Linked DNA regions of Mus musculus: region 1 is linked to region 2. A link is a contact called in ENCODE POLR2A ChIA-PET data. All regions are on one chromosome and are shown on one strand. Each heading gives the region's core, a stretch centred on a gene start or an enhancer-like site at or near the end of the contact. The rest is flanking DNA. Distances are from core to core; before and after follow the strand shown.

The links. ChIA-PET counts read pairs that join two places held with the same protein, here RNA polymerase II (POLR2A).
Region 1: POLR2A ChIA-PET joins it to region 2 with 10 read pairs in Patski. The contact joins the promoter of Man1b1 here to the promoter of Tubb4b in region 2. POLR2A ChIA-PET finds 5 or more read pairs at or near these places in 3 of 5 experiments (Patski and embryonic stem cell).

The regions. Positions count from the first base shown.
Region 1 is chr2:25,330,490-25,334,928 of GRCm38, forward strand. Man1b1 (mannosidase, alpha, class 1B, member 1) reads left to right here and starts at 2,254. Exons shown (of 13, transcript NM_001029983.2): 1 at 2,254-2,487; 2 at 2,946-3,054; 3 at 3,888-4,003. The coding sequence starts at 2,371. It overlaps AA543186 (expressed sequence AA543186), which reads right to left and starts at 2,082. Exons shown (of 2, transcript NR_027448.1): 1 at 1,659-2,082.
Region 2 is chr2:25,221,421-25,226,194 of GRCm38, forward strand. It overlaps Tubb4b (tubulin, beta 4B class IVB), which reads right to left and starts at 3,282. Exons shown (of 4, transcript NM_146116.2): 1 at 3,114-3,282; 2 at 2,704-2,812; 3 at 2,514-2,624; 4 at 738-1,948. The coding sequence starts at 3,170. The coding sequence ends at 888. It overlaps Fam166a (family with sequence similarity 166, member A), which reads left to right. Exons shown (of 7, transcript NM_026624.3): 6 at 244-361; 7 at 663-861. The coding sequence ends at 751.

The DNA of each region.
Region 1 (4,439 bases), core at 1,004-3,503, 110 kb after region 2:
TGAGCCACCATGTGGTTGCTGGGAATTGAACTCAGCATCTCTGGAAGAGCAGTGAGTGCTCTTAACCACTGAGCCATCTCTCCAGCCCCCTCCATCACTTTTTTTTTTTTTTTTTAAGATTTATTTATTTATTATATGTAAGTACACTGTAGCTGTCTTCAGACACTCCAGAAGAGGGAGTCAGATCTTGTTACGGATGGTTGTGAGCCACCATGTGGTTGCTGGGATTTGAACTCCGGACCTTCGGAAGAGCAGTCGGGTGCTCTTACCCACTGAGCCATCTCACCAGCCCCCCTCCATCACTTTTATTGTAAAAGTTTATAACCAAAGTTTCAAATTTTTCAAAAATATATTACTTTTAATTTTATGTGTGTATGTACATTTGCATAAAGATGCTCACAGAGGCACCCTTGGTCTAGAGTTACAGGTGGTTGTAAGGTGCCTGATGTGGGAACCCTTGTCCTCTACAATAGTACACTCCTTCAAACCAATGAGCCACCTTTCCAGCCCCCCTTTTCATTTGATTCAACATTATTTTCTAATTTAGTTTGTGATTTAAAAAAAACCCAAAACCCTCTTATTTAGAGTGGTGTTTACGCTTTTCAAATATTTATTGATTTCTCACTTTTCTAGTCCAAATATGGCTAAAAATATGTTATGTGACCAAAATCTTTCCAAATTTATTTCGACTTCTTTTAGGTCTTATATATGGCCTATAATGAATTTCTGTGTGCTTAAAGGTATAGCTTCCCATTGTTTGAGTACTGTTAGACAAGACTTCACTCACTCTGGGGCCCAGGCTGGCTTGGAACTATGTAACTTCCTTACCTCTGCAGTGTTAAGAGTCTGTATATGGGCACAGACAGGTGTTGCTTTGCTTTAATTATGAGAAGGGCAAGGTTACTTCATCATTGCTCTCTGTGGCTGACTTGGTTTTCCTCTTTCAACCCCTTCAAGACCTTCAATGTCGCTAGATTCTGAACTTGGACAAGGATTTGTCCCACAGTGGCTTATCATTCTTGCCTGGCTTGAATTGGAAGATTTTCAGCTCCAGATTTTGTTTTGGTCTAACAAACTCTTCCTATTTCTTCCCTCAAAGGTTTATTTTTTTTTTTAACGTAGAGCTCTAACTAGCCCTTTGGTATGCCAACTGCCACCTCATGGTCATAAGCAGTAGCAGAACGTGGGAATGTGTAGACCTGGCTTGAGTTGGCGTGAATAGCCAACAAGAACTCCGCCTTCATTTTGGAAGATATGCAGACCTCAAAGTCATTGCACCATCTGCCATGGTTCCGAAAACCTACATTTGAGAGCACTATTGTAATAGCGATCTGTGAGGACTTAAAAGTAGGGAAGGGGCCGGGTGTGGTGGCGAACGCCTTTAACCCCAGCACTCGGGAGGCAGAGGCAGGCGGATTTCTGAGTTTGAGGCCAGCCTGGTCTACAGAGTGAGTTCCAGGACAGCCAGGGCTATACAGAGAAACCCTGTCTCGAACCTCCCCCAACCCCACAAAAAAAAAAAAAAAAAAATGTAGGGAAGGGGCGCGGGATCAGGTAGGTCTTCTGTAGGAGATTCAAACTAAATGATCGCAACGTAGGGAACTCTCCAAATGCTCAGAAATACCACAAGTAAGTTGGGAAGCAGCAGTTTCACCCACCGGACAGTGGGCAGTTTTGTCGTTTTGCATGTTTTCCTCGAGGGAACCACGCGCACGGAAAAGTGAGGTCGTTTTAAACCCGTTGCCGAGTACGTAGGTAGGGCTAGGAGCGGAATGGTCGCAGAAAGGGTCGCTCCCAGGCCGGAGCGACTAGAAAGGCCAGGCCGCGGCCTCAGGGCGCAGAGCCACCCCAGGACTCAGCCTCAGCAGGGCCGTCCCTTCCTCCGGTCAGGAGTTTTGCGTTTCACCTCCAGGCGCGCCAGGGTGATGCCCGCTCCCCGAGATCGAGCGCAGGACTCCGGCAAGGGTGATAGTCCACAACTCAAGCCAGACGTAACTGCAACAAAGAACACTTCTCCAAACCGTAGTCAGTCCGCCCCCAACAGGGAGTCTGCAGGACGCCTGCAATGGAGCGGATGCGCGCGATTCAGCGACGTAAGGACGCGATGAAATAACGTCAACGGCACAGGGGCGGGTATCGTGACGCCAGTGACCCGCCAGGAAATACCAGCACAAGGGTGTACGCAGGCGCGGTGCTTAGACTAGGGTTCTGAGCTTGCGCAACGACCGATAAGACGCGGCGCGTGCGCACTGGTGTTTAGGGCGATGGGCGGGGTGTGGATGCCTTCGTTATGGCAGCCCGCGGTCTTTCTCAGTCTTGGGCTTCCTGACGCCTCCAGCAAGCGAGGTCTTTTGGGCCGGCTTCGCAGTTATGTACCCACCGCCGGCGCCGCCGCCGGCGCCTCACCGGGACTTCATCTCGGTGACGCTGAGCCTGGGCGAGAGCTACGACAACAGCAAGAGCCGGCGGCGGCGCTCATGCTGGAGGGTGAGGCGGGGTCCGGGCTGGGGAAGCCTTACCGAGGGAAGTACCTAGCTGGAGCGTTCGTGTCTCTTCCAGCGTCCAGAAGTTTCTGTGCTGCGTCTGGTTCTCGCAGCTTGGGTTTCGGTGTGGTTGCTTCCCCTGCCTAATGTCAGGTGCCCTGGGGATCCTGAGCTGAGGGGGCAATGAGCACAGCCCGTATGGTCCGACGATGCCTGAGCCAAGTCATGGGGATTTCAGGAGTTTTTCTCCAGTGCACGTGCAGCTGGACACATGGTGTACAGATCTTGTGCCATGTATGGGATGGTGTGCTCTGTCACCTCTAGCACTGTTCTGTCAATGTAAACTTTGCTGAGAGGGAACTTACCTGCCCTCAAGTAAGGACAAGCCTTACATAAGGGTCTCTCTGAATTGCTCTTTTAACCGAATCTGTGACAAGTGTCATTTTCCCGGCTCTTTCTTAGAAATGGAAGCAGCTTTCGAGGCTACAGCGGAATGTGATTCTCTTCGTCTTGGGCTTTCTGATTCTCTGTGGATTCCTGTACTCTCTTCATACGGCTGACCAGTGGAAAGGTATGAAATACCAGTGGTGCTCGAGCAGAGGAGATGCAGGCTGAGGTCAGATACAGTATTGCAATCCAGATAAAACAGTACCACAAGGCATGTGGTGACAGATTGGCAATAAATACAGCAGAGGGGAAAATGTGGAGCCCAGTATGACCAACTGGTGTACAGGTGACCCTGTAGGTCTTTGGGCCAACAGTGCTGTCCCTCCCCTCCCCATCAGTCTATAGCAGCAGATCAGCACTAATCACATGTCCCTACCACGTGGTACAGTGTGTTTGCCTGGGACCAGTGGATATCCTGAGAGGATCCTAGGATTCCTTCTGGGCTGCTTTAAGGTTGGAAACCCAAACATTGCTTCAGATTGCTCAAGTCAAGCTGCCTGTTTGGGCACTATTAAATTGATATGTTGCGGGGCTGAGGGGGTTGTTGTATGTTGTGTTTAAGGACACACTCTGCCAAATGCTTGAAAAAGAATTCAGCCTGGAAAAGACTGTGGTCTTCACACTTGGGAAATAGAGGTAGGAGGATCAGGAGTTGAGGCTAGCTTGGGCTACATAAAACCCTGCTCAAGCTGGGAGGTGGTGGCGCTTTTAATCCCAGCACTTGGGAGGGAGAAGCAGGTGACTCTGAGTTTGAGGTCAGCCTGGTTTACAAAGCCAGGGCTCCACAGACAAACTCTCTCCAAGATACAATGACACTAACAGCAGATTTGATTCCTCTGGGCCTTCTTGAGTTCAGTGCTTCTTGGAGGTTTCACTACCTGAAACAAATAGCACCTGTTTAGACATCTGTTCTGGAGCCTGTAATGGGCCTTAAGGTGAAAAGGTTTGCTTCCACAGCTCTGAGTGGCAGACCTGCAGAAGTAGAGAAGATGAAGCAAGAAGTCCTGCCTGTCTTACCAGCGCCTCAGAAGGAAAGTGCTGAACAAGAAGGGTTTGCAGACATACTCTCTCAGGTATTTCCAGTAAGGGCTCTGTGGGTTGTCACTGGGGTCTGTTTTGGAGCACTCTAGGTTGGTAAATGCTACCCTCTCTTCCCTGTCACAGCCAGCCTCACACTGGCTCAGGTGAGGCTGACTGTATGAAGTTGGGCAAGAAAGAGGCAGACATTTGCTTCATTCCCTTTGAACGCCACCATGACATGATTAAGCTCCTGTGTCAGGCATGTGTTGGCTGCCCACTGATGAGGAAAGAGACTTTCCTCTTTGGAGGAACCACAGAAGCCGATAGGAAGGGCAGGTGAGAGGCCAGCCGTAAATAGATGAGACAGTTAGTTGGTTGGCATGTGTCAGAGTACAGATCAGTGTTGAGAGGCGGAACCACCCCTGCCTCCATTTAAGAAGCCTCTGTCTCTGTCTGGGTGGGCAGGGCAAGGTTGAAGGAGATAGACCT
Region 2 (4,774 bases), core at 2,032-4,531:
AACATGGTCTTAAACTGGCTTCCACGTGCCTCAACTAGGTCAGGTCTCCCTGCAGTCTTGCTCCCACTCCCACCTTATGGATCTTTTCCCTTAAGGCCAAGCTTGTTGAGGGTTGGGGATGTGCACATAGTAATATGGTTTGATTCCCTACCCTAGTAGGGGGAGGGGAAAGGGGGGGAGGAATCAGATGGGTAAGAGTCCCCAGAGGCAATGTGGGCAAACAGCACATATTCTTTTCTCCAGTTCGTGTTCAGACACCCAGTCTGTGCCCTGGGTGAAAGGCTGCCTAGGACCCACTGGCCAAACACCACCATCTATAGAAGCCAAGGCCTGATTCCTTTCTACATGGGCTTTATCCCATGTGAGTATTGCTCCCTACCAGAAGCCCACACTTCCTTCCAAAGGACAAGTTTATATGACACACCAAACCTGTGACTGGGTCAAATGACCCTGCTTTATCCTCCACACTTGCCTATAACCAGTTGTCAGCCCACTGGCCAGTCCCAGTTTGAACCTGGATTAATCACCCAGTCATTATGGGGTTCACTAGTCATTCCTGTTAGGCCATCAAAGCTACCTCCATGCTAGATTGTAGAGAAGCTGCTCTGACCTCTCTAGTGTGCTCACCGCAGGTACTCAGCTTAAGCCTTTCTTCCTTGCAGCCATGCAGGACAACTATGCACTGACATTCGGTAACAGCACCCGAAGAGCCTATCAGAAGGAATTGGACAGGCGAAGCCACACACTATGAATTGCTTTAATGGTGGTATCTGTACAAGTGATGTCAGGACACAGGACAGCAAATGCACAGTGGACATGGCTAGCAGACAGGCTGTGAATGAATAAAGAGTTCACACTGCTCCCATGCTTTAGTGACTAAGACAGCTCTAAGCCACCTCCTCCTCAGCCTCCTCCTCAAACTCTCCCTCTTCCTCAGCTGTAGCGTCCTGGTACTGCTGGTACTCGGACACCAGGTCGTTCATGTTGCTCTCAGCCTCAGTGAACTCCATCTCATCCATGCCTTCACCCGTGTACCAGTGTAGGAAGGCCTTGCGTCGGAACATGGCTGTGAACTGCTCTGAGATGCGTTTGAACAGCTCCTGAATAGCGGTGCTGTTGCCAATGAAGGTGGCCGACATTTTCAGGCCCCGAGGTGGAATGTCACAGACAGCTGTCTTCACATTGTTGGGGATCCACTCAACAAAGTAGCTGCTGTTCTTGTTTTGGACATTAAGCATCTGTTCGTCCACCTCCTTCATAGACATGCGGCCCCTGAACACGGCAGCCACAGTCAAGTAGCGCCCATGTCTTGGATCACAGGCAGCCATCATGTTCTTGGCATCAAACATCTGCTGGGTGAGCTCAGGAACTGTCAGGGCACGGTACTGCTGGCTGCCCCGGCTGGTCAAGGGGGCAAAGCCAGGCATGAAGAAGTGCAGGCGAGGGAAGGGCACCATATTTACAGCCAGTTTCCGCAGGTCAGCATTTAGCTGGCCAGGGAATCGCAGGCAAGTGGTTACCCCACTCATGGTGGCGGACACTAGATGGTTCAGGTCACCGTAAGTGGGTGTGGTCAGCTTTAGGGTTCTGAAGCAGATGTCATAAAGTGCTTCATTATCAATACAATAGGTCTCATCTGTGTTTTCAACCAGCTGGTGGACTGAAAGGGTGGCATTGTAGGGCTCAACCACTGTGTCCGACACCTTGGGGGAAGGTACCACACTGAAGGTGTTCATGATTCTGTCTGGGTACTCCTCCCGGATCTTGCTGATAAGGAGGGTACCCATCCCAGACCCAGTCCCCCCACCCAGGGAGTGGGTCAGCTGGAAGCCCTGCAGGCAGTCACAGCTCTCAGCTTCCTTTCTCACAACGTCCAACACCGAGTCAACCAGCTCTGCACCTTCTGTGTAGTGCCCCTTGGCCCAGTTGTTCCCAGCCCCACTCTGACCTGTAAGAGAAAACAGTAGGTCACACTAAGTATGTGCCCAAGGGGCCAAATGACATGAGGTGACACTGAATAAAGTGTACAGACCCAAAACAATCTGCCATGTTAAAAAAAAGGGGAGAGGGGGTGCTGTGCATAATGGCACAAGCTTTTAATCCCAGCACTTGGTAGGCAGGTAGTTCTGAGTTTAAGGTCAGCCTGGTCTACAGTTAAAGAGGCCAGGCAGGGATACATAGATTGGGGATGGGGGGTGGGGGAGACCAGACGGAGATGTACAGAACACACTAGAGCTAAGACAGTAAATACTTCCAAAGGCACCCCTGCCAATGTTCAAGGAGAGTACAGGGCCCCTGCCACTAGGTCAGGTCTTCTCATACTCTCTACTAGCAACTAATCTACCCGCAGTCAGTTGGACCTTCCTCCTAAAGCTGCTTTCGGCCAAGGGATTGAGTGACTCAGAGGGCAAGAAAGTGTACACCTGGTGGCTATTAAGGAAGAACTTTAGGTCAGCCCCTTGACCTTTGAGCCTCATGGGTAGCAAGCCCGTCCACACCTCCACCACACTCACCAAAGACGAAGTTATCAGGTCTGAAGATCTGCCCGAAGGGCCCTGAACGCACCGAGTCCATGGTGCCGGGCTCCAAGTCCACGAGCACGGCGCGGGGCACATACTTGCCACCTGGTTGGGACAGGGGGACGTCAAGTGTGCTCAAACTGGAAGGGTGGTGAGGAGGATGGATGGGGTAGAGGAGCCTTACCGGTGGCTTCGTTGTAGTACACGTTGATGCGCTCCAGCTGGAGGTCGCTATCTCCGTGGTAAGTGCCAGTGGGATCAATGCCATGCTCGTCGCTGATTACCTCCCAGAACTGCAAGGGAGTCGGGCGTTAGCTGAGTCACGCCGGCCGGCCGGTGCGCTCCAAGGCAGCCCCGCCCCGGATGGGTGCGGCAGGCCCTCCCCCTCCCTCCAGTCTCAGGAGCGCCAGGGCGACGAATCCCTAAGGGCCGCGCACCGTCCGCCCCACCGACACCAGCCACCGGCGCTACGTCTCGGCCCAGCGTACGCCGGTATCCAGGACGCAATGAAGGGCGACGCTCCGGGCCGCTTCCGCCATCTTCCCCGGCTGGCTGTCCCAGTGGCGTCTGGCTCGCAGAAACCTAGCCTCCTACCTTGGCGCCAATCTGGTTGCCGCACTGCCCAGCCTGCAGGTGCACGATCTCCCTCATGGCGGCGGCGACTGCGGAACAGCTGTAGAAGAGGAGCACTTCGGGAGGAGCAGGCGCACAGAGTGCTACAACCGACGCTCTGCCAACATTTATATACCTCTTATGACCCGCCCTCGTCAGCACAGGATTGGGCTTTCAGAACGAGGCCACGAATTATCCTTGTCTGATTGGCTACATTTCCGTCAATCGAGCGGTCTGGGGCCCGCCTTCCCAACAATATACTCTCATTATTGGTCACGCTTGCCTACGGCTCCCCCTATCACAATCCCCGCCCTGGCGCCGCAGTGCTCAATCCATTGGGTGTTTCAAATGATTGATTTGCACTTCCATTGGCTGCCTCCTGGGAGCACTCCGAGAGCCTGACACTATTGGCTGCGCTGTTTTGGCGTCCTGGTAACCGCCGCAGTGCAGCGCGCGGGTGGGACGTGGAAAGCCAGCTTCCGGCTGAAAGGGAGGGGGCGACTTTTCAGAGCTTTGTGGGCTCGGGCGGCTTGGTAGGTCTGGCAGCTGCTGCGGGGAGAGAAAGGAGACGCGGGCAGGCATTGTCGATCCGGAACACACCTTGCAAGCCTCAAGCTGAGGCGAATTGAAACGCTAACAATAATAGGCTCTGGATGAGGCGCCGGGCCCTTCCGGGACGCACTGGGCAGGCGCGGGGTCCTCTGTCTCTATCTGTCTCTCTCTCTCTCCCCCCTCCCCTCTCCCCCCCCCCCTTCTCTCTTCCCCTCCCCACCCCACCCCTGGGAGGGCCATCCCTCCGCCCCTTCGGCCTCCCTAGATGTTGTGGAAACTTGCTGGCCAAGAGCCGGTTTCCTTGGAGCCTGAGTTCCAAGTGCGCACAGAGCTGCATGGAGACTACAGGGCTGGGCATGCCTGGCCATGACTGTTAGAGGGAAAAACAAACAAACAAACGTGTGCAAGTCCCTGTCCTGTAATGGAGAGCAATACATGTACATATTTCTTTTTTTTTTTTTCAGGGTCAGGTCCAAAGCACCCCTACCCCCAAAATGGTAGTGCTGACATTGTCCTAAACAGGACTTGACCAGGTAAACAAGCTTAAAAGTTTCTGTTTACCAGAAGAGCAGGTCTCTTAAAGTGATTTCTGTTCACCTTAACTTTAACCTTCCCTCCCAAGTCAGCTACCTCTCGAAGGCAAGTAGTTCTGAAACAATCCTTTTTCTCCATTTGCTCCCCCCACCTTGGCATTTTGATCCCCAATATCTTTCTGCCCACAAAATGGTCTAGTTGGTAATTTCTCTACGCCATTGCTTATGAGACAGAGTCGTCTGGCCTGTAACCTGGAATTCTGCCTTAGCCTCCAGAATGCAAGGACTACAGTTCTTAGTCTTCATGTCTGATGTGTAACTTTTTAAAGGAATATTATACAATGGGTCTGTCTCAGTCTAGCCACTTCTGGCTTTTGGAATGAACTACCTTCAAAACTAAGGGTGTTAGGCAATCCCTGTTGGTTGTGGTATCCAAGTACCTACCAACCATGTCACAGGAAAAAACCCCACCAGGACAAGCAGAGTCCTGTATCCTGAGCAGTGGCATTCTGTCGCTATATACAAAATGCAGTCCTGCCGGGCAGTGGTGGCGCATGC